Linked DNA regions of Mus musculus: region 1 is linked to region 2. A link is a loop called in an ENCODE intact Hi-C map of the cell type or tissue named here. Cell type or tissue: heart. All regions are shown on one strand. Each heading gives the region's core, and the rest is flanking DNA. Links, peaks and the distances in the headings are about the cores only. Region 1 has its middle 81 kb from the start of Mid1. Region 2 overlaps Mid1 (midline 1).

Evidence for each region. Peaks named below come from ENCODE experiments on the same cell type or tissue, not always from the same donor. Only the 100,000 strongest peaks of a DNase experiment are listed, where the experiment ranks them.
Region 1: it touches region 2 in a loop (2.3-fold over the local background); 2 of 42 quality-filtered maps call a loop at or near these places.

Annotation. Positions count from the first base shown.
Region 1 is chrX:169,792,941-169,804,736 of GRCm38, forward strand. It overlaps a transcript of Mid1 not described here. Among named protein-coding and RNA genes, the nearest start is that of Mid1, 81 kb to the right of the region's middle. In heart, for the core only: CTCF peaks have their summits at 6,154 (motif pointing right) and 6,359; no DNase peak of the experiment used is centred there; H3K4me3 peaks cover 494 bases; H3K27ac peaks cover 509 bases.
Region 2 is chrX:169,898,303-169,910,098 of GRCm38, forward strand. The region is part of intron 1 of Mid1 (midline 1); the gene reads left to right. Among named protein-coding and RNA genes, the nearest start is that of Mid1, 25 kb to the left of the region's middle. In heart, for the core only: no CTCF peak of the experiment used is centred there; no DNase peak of the experiment used is centred there.

The sequences.
Region 1 (11,796 bases), core at 2,374-10,373, 110 kb before region 2:
GTTTAACAATGCACTGTTGATCCACTAGGGCAGACATGGTTTTGGAATTTTAATTTGGGCAGCCTCTGCTTTAGCTGAACAAAGAACATGGAAGGTGATAGCATGTCTCAAGCTTGCTGCCACTTGAAACATGACCCTCCTCTTTTTAACAGTCCCTAGTTTTTCTGCAGAAACAAGCCTCCCTCCACGATACAGGAGAGCAGTCAGGAGAGGACAGGGAGTGAACATGGATGACAGAAGTGTCTGTGCCACCCATTCATTAGGGACTCACAAAGGGGTATAGAAATGTGGAGCTTTTGTAGGGATTGAGAGCACCATATCAAATGTCTATGGGGTAATTTAATTACATGGGCATGGTAGGAATGACACAGTGGTTACATTAATAAACTGAAGCATTAAAGAATAATAGCCCAGTTATTGCTGAATTATGGGAAACACGCTGCCTATTCATTCCTGGTGATGTTAGAAGAGAGTAGGAGTGGGCTTACCACTTTGCACTTCCAATGCATAAAGAAACAGTCTTTTGCTTCTACAGACCTATGGAAAACTGGGTGCAGTAGAAGACCCAAAGTCACACCCAAGAGCATAAATCTTGCTTTGTGCAAGATGCTTAAAATATCATAACCTAAGTCCGTTTTAAAGTACTAAATTAAATTGGCTTGGGGCAGACATAGTAATGAGCATGTGCTATATAAACATCTCTGAAGAAACTTTTCAACAGATTTCGGAGATGATAATCCCTGACCACTGTTGTGGGCATCTTGTTAGTAGAGTCTATTTGACACAATCATAGGCCACTAGGTCATTAGCTTAAAAGAAATAATCTATTATTTAATATAAACTAACATAAATTTTCATTTTCATCCATCCCTTATGGACAGCTAGGAAAAAAATACCCTATCCACTTTTCTAGGAGCAAAGGAAAAGGAACTCACATTTGATTTCATATCATTTATGAACGGGGCCAACATTGTTCCAAAAACTGGGTTACTGGAGAAGAGAAGAAATATGTGAAACTGGAGAAGAGAAGAGATATGTGAGTTATGGCCTCCACTTACAGATTCAAGTCGAGGAATTCAGAGATTAGCAAGCCTTCTCCCACCTAACTCCTGAGAATGTTTTTGTAAGCTCTTTTACATACTGTCTTCTCATTGGCATTTCTTTAATGGTAAAAAATGGTGAAGAATTAGAAGACCCATCCTACCTCTAAAATCCTTTGGCACTATGAAGGCGAAAACAGTTATCATGAGGTGCTAATAAACATCTCATTTACCCAGAAATGAATAAATGAATAAACGAATAAACAAAGGATGACTTCAGAAACACTAATAATATAAATGAATATAAATATAAATCCAATAAAAATTTTATATGTTGTACCTTAAGTTTTAGAAAAGCTTTCTGAAATTCAAATCTGAATAAGTCCAGTAATGGAATTTGAAGAAACAGAGCACATACTTCCTTCAGCTAAAGTAACCTGATATGAGTTCATGTTCAAAATACAAAGTTGGAGTATTTCTGGTGACACATATTTCCCAGAGGAGGCCAATGCTTCTCATTGTCCTAGAATCACCTCGACACAGACTCTTTACACCACTGTTCCTCAAGTTGAGCAAGCAAGACTATCACATGGGAAACTTGTTAAATTTCTGCGCCAAATCACAGAGCTCTGATTCCCCGGGCCTGGGTTGGAGCCGGAGAGTCTGCATTTCTATCCATTTCCCTCCTCCCTTCTTCTGGGACTGATGATCCAGGGACCAGTTTAAGATTCACTGCTTTAGGTATTAGAAAGACAATGCCCTTTGGAGCCTGGAGAGAAATTGCAAAATCCCCTTTAACTTGGCAGTTAAGGCCAATTTTCTTTCATGTTGCATTGACAGACGTCCTTGATGAGGTAGTCCTTGATAATTCAAAGGGCAGAGTTTAGAAATCCTAAAGATGAAATGGAAACCGCGTGGCTTTTCCTTGTGCCACTTAACAGGCGTTACATAAACAGACATTCTCCTGCAGACTTGGTTCTTTACTTTAGTTCTTCAGAGCATTCCACTGGGATCAAAGAGTAGCTGGGTAACTCTGGCTAATTGCATCACTTTCCAGTCCCACTTCATCGTGCGCTCTGGGCAAAGCAGATGAATCCAACCATTGCCCACTGGTTCCTGTGTAACCACAAGTTTCAGAAATGGATTAGTCAGCAGTTCCTGGCTCTCCTGCCCACACTAACCACAGTTTGGCCACCAAAAATGTGGGTCAGCACATTGCCAAAGTGTCGAAGCATGGTGGTTACAAGGACCAGAAAGCTCAACTTAAAAACATGTGAGTCCGTTGCAGTTCAGAACAGGGAGAAGGAGGGCAAAGGTCAGTCCTGCTGTTCTTGGACCTGATTCTGTTATGCCATCTTTTTGTGAAGCCAATTGCTGCTCACAATTTTATTTATCTCTTAAAAATTCTGCCAGACAGTGGTTCAATTCAATAAGACTTGGCTGTAATTTTTAGTGAGATGTAGCTATTACACCGTTCCTCTTTTTCTCAGTGAAAGAAACAGCTGATTAATTTCATACTCCCTACTTAAAATCACTCACCTTTACTCTTATCCAGAATCATAAAGCCACACAATTGGAAACAGCACCTTTTCTGCTTTAATTCTGCTATGAGTGCACAATTTGGATTAACATTTGCTGGCGTTGCCCTTGTACGCTATTATATTGTTGGCTTCTTCAGAGATGTCTTTTTTTTTTAATGCTAAAATATTCTTTGTAGAGAATGTCAATGCTTCTCAGTCATTATTTGGATGGTATCAACTTACTGGTTCTGATCTAGTGATAAATCTGTCTTAGTACTAGGCTGAAATAAAATTCTCAGAACTTATAATTTGTTATTTGTCTTGCTTATACAGCTTTAGCCATAATAAGAAGTGTATCAATATATACCAGAGGATTGGAGAGATAGCTCAATAGGGTAAAATGCTTGTTGATCATCTTAGTTGGATCCCAAGAACCCATGTAGAAGTTGGGTATGGCAATGTGTTTCTGTAGTCCTGTCCTAGTGCTAAGCAGAAAGACAGACAGTAGTAACCTTGGTGTTTGCTAGACAGACAGTCTAGCTGAATCAGAAAGCTTCAGATTCAGTGAGAGACCCTGTCTCAAAAATAAGGTAGACCATTTTTAAGGAAGACATCCAGCCTCAGCTTCCAACTCACACATGCACACATACTTGAAGTGCATGTTCACACACACACACACACACACACACACACACACACACAATTCATGCATACACACAAATGTATACACAAAGAAAAATCCAGACTGGATTTTAAACCCTTTACTTGCTTCATTAAGAATGAAACATAGGACATATTAAAAGAAAACATGAGACAGTACGGAATTAGAGACATATTTGGGCACTCTGCTATTGGCTATACTATTTCTTTTTTTGCAACAGTTGGTTTTCTACGCACATAGACAGTAAGGATGGCACAGCTCATATTTAATAAAGCACATATTTTTTAAAACTGCATTATTTTTATGCTGAGACCATGGCTCAGAAGTTACCAGCACTTGTTTAGAAATCATGAGAATCAGAGTTTAGGTCTCAGTATTCACTCCACAAGTGAAGCGTCCAGTAACATCCTGTAACTGCACCTCTGGGGAAGCTGATGCTCTCTGTTCTCTGTATACAAAGTGGTGTGCAAAGTCGCATGCTTGCACGTCTTTATACACATGCATATATCCTCATGTAGAAACACACTACACACACCTAAATGAATAATTTTTCTAAAAATTCACTATGATTTATATATGAACCATTTTACATAGACTATATATTTTAAATTAATTTTATTAATTTATATGTATGAGTATTTTGTCTGCATGTACATCTCCATTACCGCATGCACATCTGCGTGTACACCACGTGCTTCTCCTGTGCCTGAGGTGCTAAGCTTCTGTGTGAATACTGGCAATCAAACTCCAGCCCTTTGCAATAGCCAAAAGATCTGGTAATACCTGTGCCAACTCTCCAGCACCTAAATTATTTTTTAAATATTAGATACTTGCAAAATTTCCCTTTGTGAGTATAACATTATTTTGTCTTGTTTTGTTTCCATAAAACCCAAATCCCCAGAGGAATGAATGTTTTCTTGGTAAGACATTCTGAAAATGGATAAATGTGTTCTTGACTTGTGGATACAAAGAATTGGAGCTTTTGATTAGCTGCAGCCTGGTTCCCATGTTTGAGATTTTTGGGGCTCAAATACAGACACAGCTGGATTTATTGATGGAACTTTGCCACCTCCAGTGTCTCAGTGAAGTTATCCTTAAGTGAGAGAGAAAAAAATGTGGTTATTTTTTATTTCTGTATTCAGAAGTGAATGACTCACATTTCCGGGAAATGTTCCCTGACTTGTTTATGTAACACTATGGATTTGGAGTTCACAGCCATTGTTTAAGCACGGTGAGGCTGTAACATAATGGAATGACCTCCTTAGAAAATGAGGTGATCCAATGAAGCCTTGTCATGATTTCACATGACAGCTTAGATGCAGCTCGCAGCAGGCACATGAATTCATGATTGCTTCTGATTTTTAAAGTGCTAGCATTTTTTTTCTTTAGGATCCGTAACATAGTAGAAATACAGTGTACAATTCAATACTTAAGCTGTTGTGTATGAAGAGCCATGTTTGTGAATTAAGGAAGCACTGAAATCGTGATGGCATAGTCAACGTCACCTAACAGGACTGATGAGAACAGTGAAAGCACAAGGTGAACCAGATGGCAAAACGAGAAACCCAGCTATGTATTTTACTTGCCTTTCCATTGTTCTATAGAGCAATAAGCATAAAAGAATATTTCTGAAAATCTCAGCTCAAGTGACACTCCATATATGATCCATGTAAGGAATTTTCCAGAAGGAAAAGATCGTGCCATTATTTTCTGAACTACAGCACATGTAGGTCTCTTTACTATATTGTTGCTTGGACATACATTTTCCAAGTTCTCAGGTATAGGTACCAAACTACATACATTACTGTATGAACACCATTTTATTCGGCACTCATAAGCAACATGTACAATCAGTATATGTAGAAGACATTATATAACTTATAGAACCTAGAAAAAATTGAAATATAGTGTCTTTTTTTATAAAAATGGTAATTCCAAATAGTGATAACAAAGTATAAAATGGAGTTCAAGGCCCTTCATGGTGCCCTGTGCAATTTCCGCAGGGGTAACATCTAGAAGTTTACCTCTCACATGAATAAAAAATGAATACACTGCTTAGACATTCAGCTAATCAACCAGAGGCCTAGTCTTGGCCTCTGTAATCATGGTTTGGTATTTTAACTAAGTTACAAAACACAGAAGATATGGTTTAATTCTTTGTCTTTTTTAAATGCCTTCAGAACTTTTGGTTCTTTTTTATTTAGTTCTTTTATTTAAATAAGTGGTTCCCTTATAAGTTAGTGGACACCATTGAAGATTGCCCAACCAACAGTCAGCTTTTTAACTGAAGTTTGATCAGCATGCATTGTGTGTCCACAGCCCTCATTTTACTGGAACTTAGCCACTTTACCTTACAAGTAGTTAAGAATTCTGTTGTATACCCAGCACTGAGGCAATTGGAAGACGAAATGGTGCCTTCAACGAAATAGCACAATTATCCTGAATAGGCTCAAATCACGTTTTAAAAACTTACTACCAAGCATTTCAAGGGAGAATAGGAATGTCAGTGTGATGTGTGCTTTCTGTGACAAATTTCTTATGTGATTTCTTTTTTTAATGAGAAAGGAGTGTCACTTGGGGGCATTCTTCAGCAAGGCTTATTTATGCAAGTTGGAGAGAATGGTACTGTACAAAAGGCAAATTTTTCCCTGGAAAAATTCAGGCACTGGAAATGTGGTCTTGTCCAGATAGTGAGAAAATAATTGTCTCCAGGTTTGATGAAGGGTTTATAGCACTAATGTTCTAGGATGAAATACAGCTGGTTTCAGATTCCAGTGTCAACTCAAAATCAAGCTAATTTCATGTGGTTTGGGGTTTTTGCAACTACTTTTTTGTAGAGTACTTGTAGGGACGTTTTGTTCCAGAAACATCCTTGGGAATACCCCATCCCACCCCAACCAGAGTAATTACTCCAGTTCCAGATGAAAATTTACCAGACGGCATTACTTATACTTCCCAGCAGAGGGCACCATTATACCTTCATTGATTCTCGATGTCGCCACGAATTCAACAAAACTCTCCCCCGCCCGCCCCCCCCCCCCCCCACTCACTTTGTTTACGTCCTCGACCCGAACACATAATCCTCAAAAAGTAAAAAAGAATAGGAAAAAATACATTTCTGCAGAGGAGCAGCTTCTGTGGTTCTAAGAGGGAGGTCTTTGTGTCGTTAGAGGTGCTGGGGGATTAGATTCTGTCTACAAAATTGAATTCCAAGATAGGCTTGGTGCTGGCTGTCTGGCTGCCTTGCTTCTCTTTGTTCTTGTCCCTTTCTATGAAATGTTTCCCATTCATCCCAGAAAGTTTTTTTCTGATGAAATTTATGTACACATAAACTAGTAAAATAAGGTAAATGTTAATTTTCCCATTGAAGGCTGGGAGCTCATGAACCTAGTGTTTGGGATGATGGGACATCTTTCAAACATTAAGTGTAATTTTTGCTGCTTTCAAAACCAGTTTGGTGGAGGAAATCAGTTCACTAATTTATATTTGTATGTTATTCCTCAGCTGTGCATATGACATTGTATTAATTAATCTTTAATTCACACTAGAGAGAGCTGTGCTAATTATTTAAAAAAAAATTAGTCTCATGCAAAAAACTTGTATAGGAAATATCCTATTTAGCACAAGGAACCCTTTATTACCCAACTTGATTTTTGAGAAAACATTGGTTTATAATCCATGCTAATTAAATTATTTTTTAAGTGGCAAGATTACAGTATACAAAGCAGAGTATCATGTCTTGATTTAAATAAAATTAGAACAGTAAACACTTTTTGAAATTATCATATGTTAGTGGTATAATTTTTAAAACAAGCTAGGCATTCTACATATTGTCACTAATTGCTTTAGTAGTTATTTTTCTCCTTTTGTCTGATGATATTGTTCCCTTATGTTAACATTTTGGCAGACTCCTTGAATATAAAATATTTTTCAAGCCTGACTAGACATTGCTTCATTTTTCATTCTTTTTTCATTATGTTTGGAGTATTATCAAAGGAAGCTATTGGTATTTTACATGCAGCCTACTTTTATTCGTTCTGTCTGTAAGCATGAGATACAATTAAATTAGCAACACTACTAATTCAATTGAAAAAAAATGTGTGGTAGGATGTTCCAGACTTGATTAACAAAAATACATCATGTGCAAATAGAGGCTGAATCTATGTTACTTCTCATAAACTTATTGACGTGGATGCTAAGGTGCTAGGAGATGTCTTGATCTCCAGGCTCAGCAGACAAATGTAACACGGGGCTCTGTCTGAAACAGAGGCGTTAATGCCCTCTCTTGTCTAGCTTCAATCTGTGCTCAGCTTTCAACTGTGCCTCCAGGAAGATACGTTGCTTCCAGGGTTATTTAGGATCCTATTAAGGAGCACAAAAGAAGGCTTCCTCTTACTCTTCCACTGTGTTTTAAATTTTCTTTAAGAATAGATGTTTCAAAAAGTAATGGAGAAGCATCTTGCTTTGGAGCTTGTTAAAGGGACATTTACCAGGGTGTAAAATTCCAAGTGCTCTAAATGCCTAGCCAGATTTGCACAAATGTGTGCTTTTCTACACTCTTTCCATCATGTTTCCAAGGTGCACAAAGGATGACCTTGCACAAGGATGCATTTTCAAAGCTTGACACTGAGGTGAGTTCGCAGGTAACTAAACTGAGCTACTGTTCTCTTTATAACCAAAAGACTGGCTGTGCTGAAAATATTTTAAAAGCAGGCATTCAATCACCCCGGGTCTGAAATCTGACAAATGGAAACATTTAGATCTAGAAATCTTTGCATGGTTTTAACTACTGGTCTTGAACTTTATAGATTTATGACATCATTGCCAATACCAGAATCAAGATAAAAAGCAAAAATTCCTAGCACAAACATTTAATCTGTCAAGCTTAGGGAAGCTTGCTGTTCTTTAATTCCTTTATACTACATCTATTTATTTTGTTGATGGGAGAGGGTTACAATACTGCATGGGGAAGTGGGAGTACAACTTGTGAAAGTCAGTTCTCTTCTATCATGTAGCTCTCAGGAATTGAGCTCAGGTCCTCAGGTTTGACAGAAAGTGCCTTTGGTCAATAAGATACCTCAGTGACCTTATCTTCATATTCTTGAGTGATTCAAACTTAGGACTTCTTTAAGAAACCCTTGCTATCTGTCCCTTTGCATTCCTTCCCATAACTCTTTAGCTAAAGCAATGGTTTTGAACTTATCTATGATGTCAGCACCACCTGGGGACATAATCAGATCCTTTCTGATTTCTCAGGTCTAGAACTGGACCCCACCACTTCCACTTTCAGTGAGTTCTCAGGTGACGATGAAGGTGGCAATGAATTTGATAGGGAAAAGATAATCAGAGAACCACTGAGGTACATTCTGACAATACAGCAGCCTCTGCTTCCTTTGAGACCTTGTTGAAAATTGAAATACTCCCAAGGTATTGCACCTCTTATAGAAATTCCTTGCTCTGAAAATGAAGACATCTATCTATCATTAAGCTAAGGGAGACTTCAATCTTGTTAAGATCTCATGTGGTCATGCCTGATAATAATGTTTAAAATAATTACTCAAATTTTGAATTAAAAAATATTGAATTAGAAGTTCATCAGCTCAGAGTGTCTCCACATTGACATTATTGACACTTATATCTAATTATTCTTTAGTGTATAAAGTTGTCCTGCATATTGTACAGCAGCATCCCTAGCCTGTATGTGCCAGATGTGATGCCAACTTCACAACATGCATACTCAGGCTATGGTAGCGAAAATTGTTCTAGACATTGTCAAACATCACTTGCAAGGAGAAAAGCCATCCCTATTTGAAAATACTTATGTTATATTATTTTCAAATTCATTAAAGCAGGGTACAATCATATGAACATGCCACTGTAACTCCTTTGAGATTCCCTTTCAACATTTAATTTGTGCAAATCTTCAGACTGTGCATATCACATTTTACTCCTTTGACTCATCTATATATAGATGTTCCTTATCTATTCATTTGTTGCTTTTCTTTCTTTCCAAAAGCTGAGATATTTGGGTATTCATGAATCCATAATATAACTTCTGTATAGAGGTTCCATCTACTTTGACTGTTTTAATTATGTTTTGGATCTTGTATGCCTCAACATGTTTTATTAGCTTATAAATATTGCAGTGCTATGTTAAACTTTAATAGTCCCTATAAAGGCCCAAATATTCCGAGGGCTTGAAACAAACAAAAGAAAACACCAAGAGATGCTGTGGCAGAAGTTCAAGGCAAGGTTGGTCTATATGATGACTTCTAGCCAGACCTTGTCTTAAAACAAATGAAAAAGGGTCATGGTCATTAAAATGCATCTAAATGTTCTGGGGCAAGTGTGAGTTTTCTGAAGATCTTCCCCTAACTAAAAAGCTACTTGGAAGCATTTTTACTTAAACCAATACAGAAAGGGGTTTCATTAAATGGACATTGCATTCCTTAACAAAAAAGACCACAGCTTACATGGCTTCTTAGAGCACCATGAAAAGATCCCATTAATACAACATCAGTTTTGTAAGGAAGGAAGGGCCCTAACAAGCTCTACTGCACAGCCAATGATACACTCTTGTCTTCCCACTGCTATGAATCTGGGGCTGGGAAAGATGAAGTGGGGTGTGGAGGAGGTACCTACCATCACTGAACATTCAAAAATAGGAAGCATTACTTAATGACTTCAGCAATCTGTCTGAAGACTGGACATGGCTGGTTTCTGTCTCACACAGTTATAGTGACAATATTTTTAGAGCAAAGAAGCATAGTCTGACACAAGAATTTGTGTTACTTCCAGATGTGAAAAGCATCTAAGAAGGGTAGAATGGAAGTCAGTATGTTGAAACATTCCATGATATTTAGGTGGATTGTGTAAAATGGCAAAGGAAGACTGTAATATGGAGTCTTTATGCTCCTCATGCATTATACTAATGTGATCAGAGACTGTATGTGGAATGCCAGAATCAAAGTTTATCATAGTATGAGAAATAAAAACAGGAGGAGTAATAAAAGATAAAAAGAGAGACATCTCTTCTCCAATGTAAAGGATGATCTGGCTGAAAATTATTAAAGTAGACTCACATTGTTTGTGGGATGGTAAATAGAAGTTTAAAGGAAAGTAATGTTATGACCTTAAAGACATATCATATAATAATTAATTCTACTTCTAGAAATGTACCCTATGAAAATATGTGCTAGCTCAGCTAATGTGAGAATAAATTAAGGCTGATAATAATGATGTTTTATATTAGAATAAAAAACTGTAAATGATCAAAATGCCAACCTAAGTAGATTATGTGGCTTTTCTGTATAATGGAATATTGCATTACAGTCAAACTAAGAATGCTAATAAAATAATTATAGAGCACTACATATAGATTTATTCCATTTTAAAATATATATGCTATGTTTGCATAAAGACAACTCTGGAAGTTTGTACCATAAATTGCCACCTGTGCTTAACTGCTGTAAGTATGCTGGGTCAAATATTATTTTATTTTCCTGGATTTCCCTGAGTTTCTAATAGTTTAGGGATGCACATGGGCGATTTTAATTATACTTAATTTAAAGGGGTGAAAGATCAATATGAATATGAAGAAAATTCAGTGTGTCATAACTAAAGGAATAAGATGTATGTAAAAAGTGATTCCGTATATGTGTGTCTCAAACATCTAGCCTGATTGCAAGCAGAATGATACAGCAGCTGCCTTTTCTCAGGAATTAGCCTAAAGAGCATATGCATTTGTTGTCTGTGTTAGTTCTTTGTACATGAGCTTTTCTTGTAAGGACAAAAGTGCTGCCCAATAACACACACACACACACACACACACACACACACACACGTCTTATACATTACATAATTTTGGATCTGCTTAAAGTATGCTGGCATGATATTACCATGATATTACTATATTTTGTAGAAATACAAAAACCACTAATTTTTTCATATTTTTGTAAAATCCTCTGGGAAAAATAAAGGCGGGAGAGATATAAAACTAGTCACACATTTCGATAAAAAGAAAAATAACAAAAATTTGCATTATGCTAAATCACAGAGTATTGCACCAGACTAGCTCCAGGCGCTCCTAAACCCCATTAGTAGAAAGGACCTTGGCTCCATCCTGACCTGCCTATCAGTGAAGCAGCCATTATCTGAATTCCTGTCCTAACAAGTTCTTTCATTGCCAGCAACGCATCCCTCCACCTGTAATAACAATTGACTGTGAATATTGGACCGCCAGGTAGCTTCTTTCCCCAGAGGACCCAGACACATAATCTTCCCAAACACTTAGACCCATAAATTCAAGGCTGTTAAATTGAGCTGTCTCATTTAAAACAGAAGAATCTGCTGTCTTTCACTCTCTCCACATCTTACCCATGCTCCCTCCTCCAACCTTCTCCAGACTTTCTGACTTTTTTACTTCCTTTCCTGAAGTTTGTCTTGTGAATTAAAATCGTCATTGCAATTAAAGCTGGTTACACTTTGTTAGAAGAAAATAAGGAAGTTTTAACTGGCTCTTATAACTTGTCACAAGGGGATTACAACTTCCAAAATGTCATGCCATCCAAAAATG
Region 2 (11,796 bases), core at 2,097-10,096:
ACATGCAATCAATTAATTTTTCAGTGATGGTTTAATCAGTCATTTCCAAATTGGAGATTTGTTGAAAGTTTAGGAGTTCTAAAATATTCAGCTAATAAGACAAGACAACCACAAGAGGCCATATATTGTTCAGTGCCATTTCTAGGAACTGTCCTGAGGAGGCTTATTAAAGAGACAGAAAGATTAGTGGTTACCAGGGGTAAAGGGGGTTGAGGAATGACTATTAATGGGGTGATAAAAATATTCTAGAATTAGATTTGGGTTATACCTAACCCAATCTGTGTTCTTAAAACAACACTGAATTATATACATGAATTGGGTATTTTGACATGGGAATTATATCTCATTAATTTTTTTTTTAAGAATGAGCATCTAGAACTTAAAATAAAAGTATTGAGGACCACTTGTTTGTTTCAAATTTTTAAAACTGAATTTTATTATTTGTACATCATAGAGTTGATTTTCTCTTTTCATCTTTATGTGTGTTCTTAGGATTGAACTTGGGGTACGAGTCTTCAGAGTTATCGTGCTCTCCCTCAAAGAATTTCTTTTTTAATCCCAAATTAAAACACTTTTACTCTGTGTCTCTAATAAGCAGAACAGCCTCACAAATATAGAGAATGGAGGTCACTTTCTTTCTTATTCCAAATGCTTAGTAAATTGTGCAGGTGTATGCAAATGTGAATGTGTCTTTGTGTGTGTGTTTGACAAGAATAGTGTTCAAAGCAAGGTCATGTCATTTACGAGATCTATAGGCAACCTTGGAGCATTCGTGAACAAAGTGTGAAGCTGTTTGCACCGTTCTCAAGTCACATGAATCCAGGCTGGCTTCAGTACCCTTGCTCACAATGAGCCAGATAAGAAATATTTGGGGCCTTCAAGTCTGTCGGATTCCTTAATTCAGCCATAAACTACATAACCACTGTGTCCCCAGAGAAGTTTTATTTGTGGACACTGAAATTTTTAAGCCTGTGTAATTTTCGTGAGTCACAAAAAAAAAAAAAAAATCCCACATTTAAAAACGTGAGAATCTCCTTGTGGGCCACAGGAAACAAACGGAGGATTGGCTTTGGCACATAGGTCCCCTGTTGACTAGTTTGCAGACTCCTGCTCTAGGCACTGACTTGGAAAGGCACCTCACTAATCAGCACATTGTTGTGAAGCATGTTAAATTCCTCAAGCCAGGGTACAAGGGAAAGCAGTAGTGCTGCTTTATTTTGAAGGGCTGAGCTCTTGAAAGACCACATTTTAAGTCAACTTTTTAAGGAAATTATGAAAAATCAGCTAATAGTAACTTTTGAAAAGAGTATTCAGAATGTAATAATGCTACTTTGTGTGATTTTATTTATTTTTCAGTTTTTTTTTTTATTTTTAAGTCAAGAAAGCCATGAATATCTTGAACTTTGTCCATTATGAAGTGTGCCAAGGTTGTGGATTTTAAAGGCATGGGAATTTTTCATTGCTTCTGGCTCCTGCATGTTAACAGCAAAGTTATTCATTAAGTCAATATTTTAAAAAAACTGTCAACAAGGCTTCTTTTATACCAACCATATCTGCATTGGATACAGTTCCAGAGAGGTGATTTCTTTCCTCTTCAACTAATGAGTGTATCCATTGTTATTTTAATGACAAATCATTTACAGAAAAAGAAAAACTTTTCCAGTAAGAAGTCTCCTATATCTTAGTAGTTTATAAGAGGACTCCTGAATAAACCAACCATCAGGATGCTGGCAATGCTTCTTGAACAATGAGCCAGAAATACAAAAGGAAGAAAGCTATAGGAAATATACTGGCCATTTTATATTGCACTTTTGGAGTTACTTTTAGATTTCAGCACAAGTCCAAAGTTGAAGAAGATAAATATTTTTAAAGAGTATTTCTCAGCATCCCCACAAAACAACCTCCCACATACCTCTTGGTTCGGTCAGAGAATTATTAAGATTTACGATTGGATGAAAACTTACAAATATTCTCTCAGAATGTCAGTAAGAAATTTCAGGAAAAGATAGAATGTTTTTCAGTAAAAACTTTACATTTTAATAGTATCTACTGAGAATACAATTTTCCAGCCTCACCCATAGACAAATATTCAAGATGAATTAAGCATGCACCCTGCTATCACAAGCTTTACCATTATTTAAGTTTGTAGAAAGCCTAGCATATCTGGCAAATGTAAATTGTCTCCCTAAGTCTATGACTCCCTTTCTTTGTTCTCGAGCACAGGAAAGAATACAATATTCTAACATCATATGATTTTTTCCACATCTTAAAACACTCTAAATGGCAGAGCTACCTTCGAGAACCTTTGCTCTCAATTACAGAAGACGGACTTGAGCAGCTTTTTCCTCAGAAAAATTGAAAATATTTTGTGAAAGAGGCTCTCTTAAACTGGAAATATTTCAGCATTTGTTTATGATATTGTCTGACATTGGCTTTTAACATTTTTTTCTAGTTTTGTGCATTACATGGTACTATTTTATTCATTCTTTTTGAGGTGAGTAGAATGAGCTCTGGAAAAGATAACAGAAATGAGAAGTTACTTGAAAAGTTTTAAATTCAGTCAGATTTGTATCTAATGCTCTTCTCTCTGCAGCATAGTATATTACTCATCTCTGCTTCTATTTTTTCCAACAGAAAATTCAGGAAAATTAATTCATGGCATTCACCATTCAAACTTCCTATCCTCTTATGTAATCCTTGGCCAGTCCATTATACAGAATGGAGAAGAATGGAAATTTGGGGCAGGAAGAATGAATGTTGAAACTATAGAAAATAAAGTCCCAAGGATGCATTAGATAGTTGAATGCAGCCTATGGATATATGAGCTGAATATGCTATGCACTTTCTACATTAAGTGGGAAAGAGCTCTGGAAAAATTAATTTTTAAGTACAAGGTGACTTAAGAAAAACTAGAACTTGTATGAAAAGATTAGTTGTAAATTTTCCAAGGGTTAGGAAATAAATCAAAGACCCCCCCCCCCCAATAGATTTTTTTCTTTGAATGAATTGTCACTGGTCAGAATATGAGACTTACCTAGGAGGCAAATGTTGCCAGAATAAAAAGATGAAGATGTATTAGTTTACTATTAGCATATAACAAGTTAACACATGCATACAATTTAAAGTCATCACCCATATTTTTAAAGCTCGGGGCTCTGTAAGGTACTCTGGCTATGTTCTTTGGTCATTGATTGTCTTACCAGGCTGAAATTCAGCTTTGAGTCAAACTATGTTCTTCTCTGGAGGCCCTGGGGATGAATCTTCTGCCAGGGTCATAGTTATGGACTGCATTCACTTTCCTAATATTCTAAGGTTGAGCTACTTCATAACTGTTGGTTGGGATCCTGCAGGCCGTCTACACCTCTTGTCTGTTTCTGCTTTTTCAGCAACAGCACACTGAGTCATTTGCCCATAAAACATCTCTCTGAACTTTTATTCTTTCAATGACAGAAAACACATGGCTTTGAAATTGTCCATGTGATCAGGCTGGGCCTATCTGAACCACTTCCCTTTCTGATACCACCTGTACACTCCAACATGACATACTTCTGACTATCTTGTAATAGTCTCAGGTTTCAGAGGTAAGGGAGAACATCTCTGGGTTGCCATTTTAGAAAGTTGACCTGCTGTAGAGATTTTTATCTGTTGCTTTGCATCTTTATGTACAATTCGCTCACCACTGCTGGGGTGAAAAGGCAGAATTGGAACTAAGTGTCACTAGCTTTTTCTTCCAAGGAAAGCCACACATTCTGGCATTAGGCTGCTCCCCTGACCATCTTCTGGGTATTTATTGACCTGTGGGTCACGACTCCTTAGTGGGTTACTTAGTTGGAGGACTCCTGGAAGACATATATGTTTACATTCATAACCGTAGCAAACTTATGAGGTAGCAATGAAAATAATTTTATGGTCAAATGTCACCAGAACATGAGGAACTGTATTAAAGGGCCATAGCCTTAGAAGGTTGAGAATCACTGCTCTAGAGTGTAAATGGGTCATCTGAAGACTTTATGGACATGGTATTCACAAGAGGGCAGCATAAAGCAAGAGCTAGGAATAGTGATACCAAGTCACTTGATCCTAGTCTTTTGTGAGATGGTCATCAACATCTTAACCAACCAACACAGGCTTCCTCAGAAGACACGAGCCAGTTTGTGCAGTGCAGCATTCCATAGCCCATATTCTAATGCTCCCCCACCCAAAAAGGTCTTTTAAGACCTGTGTCCTCATTCTACATCCTATGAAATGGAATAATCGTAGTTACAGTGCGTATCTTTTTGGATTTCTGCTTTATATAAAAGAGTAAGATTATTTGCCACTAAAAACTGTTTTCCATTGTCAGTATATGTTGTACTGGGTGGGTTGCTCACTTTCTTTTTATGAAGTCTTTGGCTTATCCGGTCTATTTGGTTTGTTAAGTGGTTGTACTACTTCAGTTGTTCTAAAAGGTACTTAGTGAGAAGTCAGAAGAGTCTTTGAACATGAAAAATCACCCAATAAATTATATTTAAACTAACAACTAACTAAACAAAGTGGAAAGTATGATCCCATCTTTGTGGTTGAAATGTACAGGAAAATGACCAGAAGGATTATTCTATGGAATACTACATCTTAGTGGTTACCCCTTCTATAGGTGACTTGCTTTGGGGGAACTGTGATGAATGAGTGCACAGTGCATTCATGCACAGCAAAGTGCTATTAAAAAGTTAACCATTCTCTGTTTTGCCTTTAACATTCAAGATGAATGGGCAAGCTAAACTCAATCATTCACATGTAGCTAAAGAACTGTTTTACATGGCTCATTCATGCCTCTCTTAGATCTCTAGAGGGCAGCCTCAAAGTTTACTATTCATTCTTCTTAATGCTGGTTGGATGCACATGTGCTATTTTCTGTAAAAGAAAATACTAAGGAGTATTTCTTCTTTTATAACAAGGTTTTAGTGTCCCCTAGGCCCCCTTAGTTCTATTTACTTTGGATATTTCAGGAGTTACTGTAGGGCTTAACTGTGGTGAGTCTTTAAGCCCCCTTTTTAAATTCATAAACTTCCTCAAGTCTTAGAAAAATGTCAGGTTACATTTATATTTTGTAACCCAGTTGGAGTATAGGCTGCTTCCATTCTGAGCACCTTGTTCTAATTTATGTCAGGAGGAATTGTATATAGGTCAGGGTGGGGAGCATGTTATAATTAATGGGGTGGACAAGTGGACTTTCAGTATTTCATAAAATAAAATAGAACTCACATGTGCTTGTAACTCTTGTGTTTTCAAATATTTACATGTCTTCTAGTAAACATTAACTATAACATATATTTCTCCTCTGAACTTGCTGACTGGGAGGTCACAAGCCATTGCTCACTGAGTGGAATACATAGATGACAAGGTAGTTATGTAAAAACTGGAGTACTCAGGGGATATCAGTTAATGGGCTCATGGAAATAATCCAGCCTTGGGTTTTTCTCCTAAATTTTCTCATGCTTGAAGCACCTTCTTCTTGATAAGCTCCAGATGTCTGTCCTAAGGGTAAATGATGATCCCTTAGCATGAGAAATTCTTTAATGGCTCCTGGTGAACAAGAGGTGATTGACCAATGCTTAACTACTAGTCTTTTAAAGTTAATTTATAACTAATAGAGCCTAGAGTCCAAATGTACTATACACTCATATACCAAAGTTCCTAATGTAGGAGCAACATTTTTCATGATGGTAATATGTACACCCTCCAAAAACGTTTGTGTGTGTGTGTGTGTGCACGTGCACACACGTGAAAGAGAGAGAGAGACAGACAGAGAGAGAGACACAGAGAGAGACACACACAGAGAGAGAATGATAATATAAGCCTCAGTCAACAGCTGGCATTGATCTTAGCTGACATTTTCAAGGTCATTCCCCTACCTTGCATTGGCAGGAATTTTTTCCATAAAAATAATTTCCAAAAGTTAAGAAGCCTCATGTATGTCTAGAGATCTCCTTCTCTTGATAATAGTTTAATTCAGTATGGTGATAGACTTTGCTAGCTCAAGTTAGCATAGGCTAGGCATCTGTGAGAATTTGGAATGGAGATCCCAAGATAGACTTGTAACTACACTGGAGACATCTGGGGCTATTCAGCTGCCATTATATTCCACAAGAAAACCCAAACACTAACACTCACTCAATAATACATATATTATGTATAATGTGTGTATATATATATATATCCATATTTGCTCTTTAATCATATTTAGAGATATTAGTCTTTAATATGTGATAACAAAATTGATTAGAAGTATATTAATATATGTTATCAAATACTTAACATTATATAGAGAAGAAAATTTTAATAATTTCCTTTAATATACAAACATTGAAAAGCTTAACCTTGCCTTTATTTTGTCCAAAAAATGAACCATTTTATTCATTACAATTTTTTTCTACTTTCCTCGGGCATTTGGGACATATAAAGAAGATGATTGTATGATTAATGTGAAAATGAACATGGACATAGTTATACATTCAAGCCAAGCTCTGATTTCTCTCCTTGTGATGAAATGGGAAAAATATATCAGTGATCTGAAAGGAAAAGTAACATTTGGAATTACTAAGAGCCACCCAGTACTTGATTTTAAGCTACATAAGTAAAAGTGAGTGGAGTCAGGCATTTTAGACACATTTCAGTGAAGATTAAAAAAAAAAAAAAAAGGTTTCGTATTTGAGGTTCAGTTAACCAGAAAATTAAATTAACCAGAACTCTTATATTTACAGAAAATTTCAACCAAATGAGGAGTCTCATACTTTTATCATCATCTTAATTCCCGCACAGAAATTAATTCTATCTTCTATTTCTTGGAGGGTATTTGTTTTCAAAGTCATTGCCTTGAAGGAGCAAGAACTATAGTGCCTTTTTATTTTGGATATTAATAATTATCACTCATATATGTAAATATGGACTGCTTGTGAGAGGGAACATGTATGCACAAGAGAGAATATGTTTGCACATGCAGCATTTAAAGGCACACTAGTAGTCAGTGCTCTCCATTGTGACATATAAAGAAGATGATTGTATGATTACAATGCTTTTCCATTTTTTTCTTCCCAGTAGCTTTCCCTTTCCAATCTGTGATTTAGCATCACAAGTATTTTTCTAGAAATGGATCAGTGTTTTCTTGTAGATAACGAAAGTTTGGTAGAGGAGAAACTGTACTACAATCATCCGGATAAATAACTTCTATGTAACAGAATAATGTCTTCACAAAGATAACAAGGAAGTGAATCAAAAAAGCTCCAAAGTAGCTCAGAGGCTGTCTCTTTTGCTTTTGTTTTCACTGTCTTTCTTTCCTTCTTTCTTCTTTCCTTTTCTTTCTCCCCCTCGCTCTTTTTTCTCCTTTTCTTCCTTCCTTCCTTCCTTCCTTCCTTCCTTCCTTTCTTTCTTTCTTTCTTTCTTTCTTCTCTCTTCTTCTTCTTCTTCTTCTTCTTCTTCTTCTTCTTCTTCTTCTTCTTCTTCTTCTTCTTCTTCTTTCAGTCACTAAGCAGGAGATTTTGCCTGATTAAGGAAAAACTCATCTTGATTTTCATTTTGCAATTTTGACAGACTTCTCTTTTATAGCTGAGCACACACACACACACACACACACACACAAGATCTTTATTCAGGCAAATGATCATTTGTGCTATTGTAAGCAAGATTCTGCTGATGAGAATACGAAGTCTCAATGATAAAGGAGAAAATGGGTCTCCAAGTCTCAGCTCTAAAGGACCTTGGAATTTGCCCACTACCCTAAAGACCCTCATTACCATATCCATCATATTGTTGTAGGGTCTGGTGTTTTGTTTTGTTTTCTTTTGATAGCCTACAATCCAAGAAAGGCTGTGTAGCACAGTGGCTAACTAGGGTTTTGTGAGAACAGGGTAGAGCCAGGGATAGAAAATAGAGGTTTTGGAGTTCATCGCCCCAGGGGGCTAATGTGCATAAAGGAACTGCCACTCAGGATCAGGAGGAAGAAGCACCCATGCAAAGAATTGCTTCTGGATGCTGATAGTCAGGGGCGGGAAGCAGGACCTGAGCGCCCCTCTTTGAACTCCTGATGTTTTGGTAGTTTATGTTGTGGGGGGAGGTTAACTGGCAGTGGTTCAAGCACAACAAAGCGCCCTTCAGGGAAGTCACCAGCATTCCTATCATCCTCTAGTGTCCTTTGCCCAGCGCTCCAGGGGTGAGTGATTTCCTGGTCTCTTTTCCAATGAAGAAAATGACTGAAGTTACAAAACTAAATATTTGCATCCATTTAAAATACAGAGTAACTTGGAGGAATTTGGAATGGAAAGTATAGTGATTGCGAGTCGGCAGAACTGTTTGGATCTGTGCCTTGGATCAAGTGCTCCTGTTAACTTAAACAATGACAAGCTAAAGTAGCTGCTTAACAAGAGACAACTGATCAAGTTTTACCATAAAGATGATAAATCAGGCATTAAAATCATTTCCCCCCACAATGCAATGTAATTGTTTCATAGTTTCGACTGCTAACATTCATATATTTTAACAATAAGTTTAGCTCCACCATAGTACAGCTTTGTCACATTGAAAGTTTACTGTTCTTAGAGCCAGACGTTTTGTAAATGAATTTCTAAACCCTAGATTACATTTCAAGTACAAAGTCCTTTCAATTTCCCTCCCCCCTTTTAATATAAGGAGCCACACTCTTATCAATCCTGATAGAATGAAAGGATAAAATGTTTGTGAAGCAATGGACACTTAGATTGAATCTCAAGGAAAGGATAAAATACTTAAGAACAAAAGGGTTTTTGTTAAGTCCTAAACAATTGTTTAAATTAATAATAATAATAAAAACCAAAGTAACAACACAAAGACCATAAGCTAAATCCACAAGATCATACCTTTGGATATGAATTCCAAAGTAATGCTGTATATTTATGCTTTACAAATAATACTTGTAAATAATTCTTAGACACTTAACAAGGAAATTTTCTGATTATAGCAGAGAAAAACAGTTTAGTCTGCCATAGGAGTGTGTTTTAAAAGTCATTAGGATCCTTCTGATGGTTGTAGAATTTATCCTTATAGATTACCATTATTTTTGTGGTACTTGGTGTGGAAATCAGGAACTTATACGTGCTAGGCAAATACTCTATGAGTCAACTACATCCCCAGCCCTACATTTTCTCGTTTAAGAATTTTTTTTTTTTTGCAGAAGTATTGCATCTCCACAAAACAGTTTGGATCTTGGGTTTTAGTCCAAAATTATCTTTATATTGGAGCTAATTCACTCTCAGAAGGCTGCTTGTTTTAAAAGACAATATACCCTGCCCTAAACCTTATCTCTGGAGTTAGAAAGATAGCTCAGTGGGTAAATGCTTTCCTTGACAGCATGAAGACCAGAGTATGGATCTGTGGAACCCACAGAAAAGACAGCAAGGGTGGTGGCCACCTGTAATTCCAACACTTGAGAGGCAGGTCCTGAGACAATCTAGCCTAGCTAGCTAGTATAGCTGATTGGTGAACTGGAGTTCAGTGAGAGACCCTGCTTCAATAACTAGAGAGCAATCTAGGAAGACACCTGGCACCAGCCTCTGGCTTACATCTGCACATGCATGCACCCACACTCACCTATACATATGTGTGTACTCACACATATTTGAATATGTATATATACATGTATGCATACCACACACATATACATACCAAAAAAAAAACCCCAAAAAAACCAAAACCTTAAATAACCCTTGTCTCTTGCTTCAATGTGGGACACTAGGGGAGTATCTCTCAACCTTCCCAAGCATCCCCTGGGCCTATGCTGTTCATGCAATGGCAACTCTCTTTTCCTCCCTTAATGAGTGCCCTTGGGATCTCATTCCTTCTGGCTGATTCTTACTAAGGTGGCCTCCAAAATGATGCTTGGTCACAATTTTGCCTAACCAGGAAGGGGTGTTATTTTAAGATACTACTGGCCTCTTCTTGCACTGTCAATCATATACTGACCAGAACTATCAGACAACAGGACCTTACAGTTGTAACACATCTTTGACACTCACCAATCTTGAATCTGGGGTTCCAGATGTTCATTTCCCACAGCACTCTACTCACTTCCTGCATTTCTCTTCCCTACAACCAAAGTTGTATGCTCACTGGTATTTTCAGTTTTGAGTTAGCATTCTAAGATCCAACACACATGCAGGTATCCAGGTACACATTCTGAATACTACATGCTGTGCTTTAAATGTGTCCACAAAATTCACGTGCTAGAAATTTAATTCCCAATCCAGTAGTGTTGAGAGGTGTTCGAGCTTGTTCAAGTGGGTTTGGCCTTATGTTCACTACTGCTGTCTAGGACATATTTCTCTCTGAAATAGACTTCAAGGTACAATCTTGCATATGTCTTGATCTATGACTGCCCAGGCTATGCTACAAAATGGTGACAAATATATTCCGTTTCTTTATATCATGCCCAATCAGCTCCTTTGCTCTAGAAAGACAAATTAGCCCAAGACACTATGCTTTCTTCTTTCTTGGCCCACTGAGTCTCTAGGCCATCCGGTCAAAGCACATTGCTAAAATAAATCAAGAGGTCACTCTTTTCAAATAACTCAATCATCTTGCCTTTTCAAACAATAAATTGTAAAAGCTTGACTTTAATGCCCTTGAGAAAGAAATTTATGCTTGGTATCTGAAACTAAGCAGTTAATCTGAAACTAAGCAGTTAATAATTGGGGATGGTGGTGAAATTATAACTCTCTGCTTAAATGCTGGGAAGTTTTATACTAAAATTAAAAATATGTCTATAGTCATATCGCCCAGAATATGTCTGACCAAACCTAAAATTAAGATGCTTTTGCTTTTTTTTATTGTCAAGAGGATAGTTAGAATGTCAAGAAAGACCACCCAGATATGAGTTGAAATATCCCTTTTGCTAAAATAGTCTATGTACACCTGCCAACGTTGTTTTGTGTAATCTCCTTAACTTCTTTCATTTTGTATGAGTATTTAAAATAATTACTTTTGCAAACTATTTCATTTATATTTTCTTCATTACCATGTAAGTTCTCTAAGGGCAGGCCCTTGTTCTCCTACTTATTACTATACTTTAGGGTCCGGGGCCCTAGAGCTGCTCCTGAAAGCTGGCAAGACAAACAAAACAAAACAATCCAAATACTTGTGGAATAAAATAGCTGAATTTTATCTGCTTTTTAATTCCAAAACAAGTTTACAATTAAAAATGCTTACAGAATCAGATTATTGTCCCACACACTTGTGTGTGGTATATGTGTGTAGTTATGCATACACATATACATATATTTAGAAGTCAGCGAATGCCTTAAGTGTCTTCCTCTATCAGTTTCAACCTTATTGGCTGGATGAGTCGCTGAGCCCAGAGATTGCTGTTTTGTCTAGGCTGGCTGATTGGCTACTGAAACCCATCTCCAAACAAAGGGTGATAAGCATTTATGGCCATATGTAGCTTTTATGTGAATGCTGGGAAGTTGAATCAATGTCTTCTCTTTTTATAGCAAGTTCTCCTACCCACTTAACCATCTCCCCAGCCCCTTTCCCCATAGTCTCCAAACTATTTTGGTATAATGTAGAGAGCTTATGTTTTAGACTAAGTCCAGGCTTATTTGAGACTATGAAGGAATGGTTTTTAACAGCTGTAGATTATCTGGCCTAAATCTATGAGTAGAACTTCCTTGTTAGTTTTCCTGTGTTGCTGCTGACTGTAAAGGGTGGTGCTGGTGGTAAAATCTCATTGCTTCCTTGCAAGCTTCTTTTACTGTGGACTTCCTTGACTTACGGATTGTTTAATGTCATGTG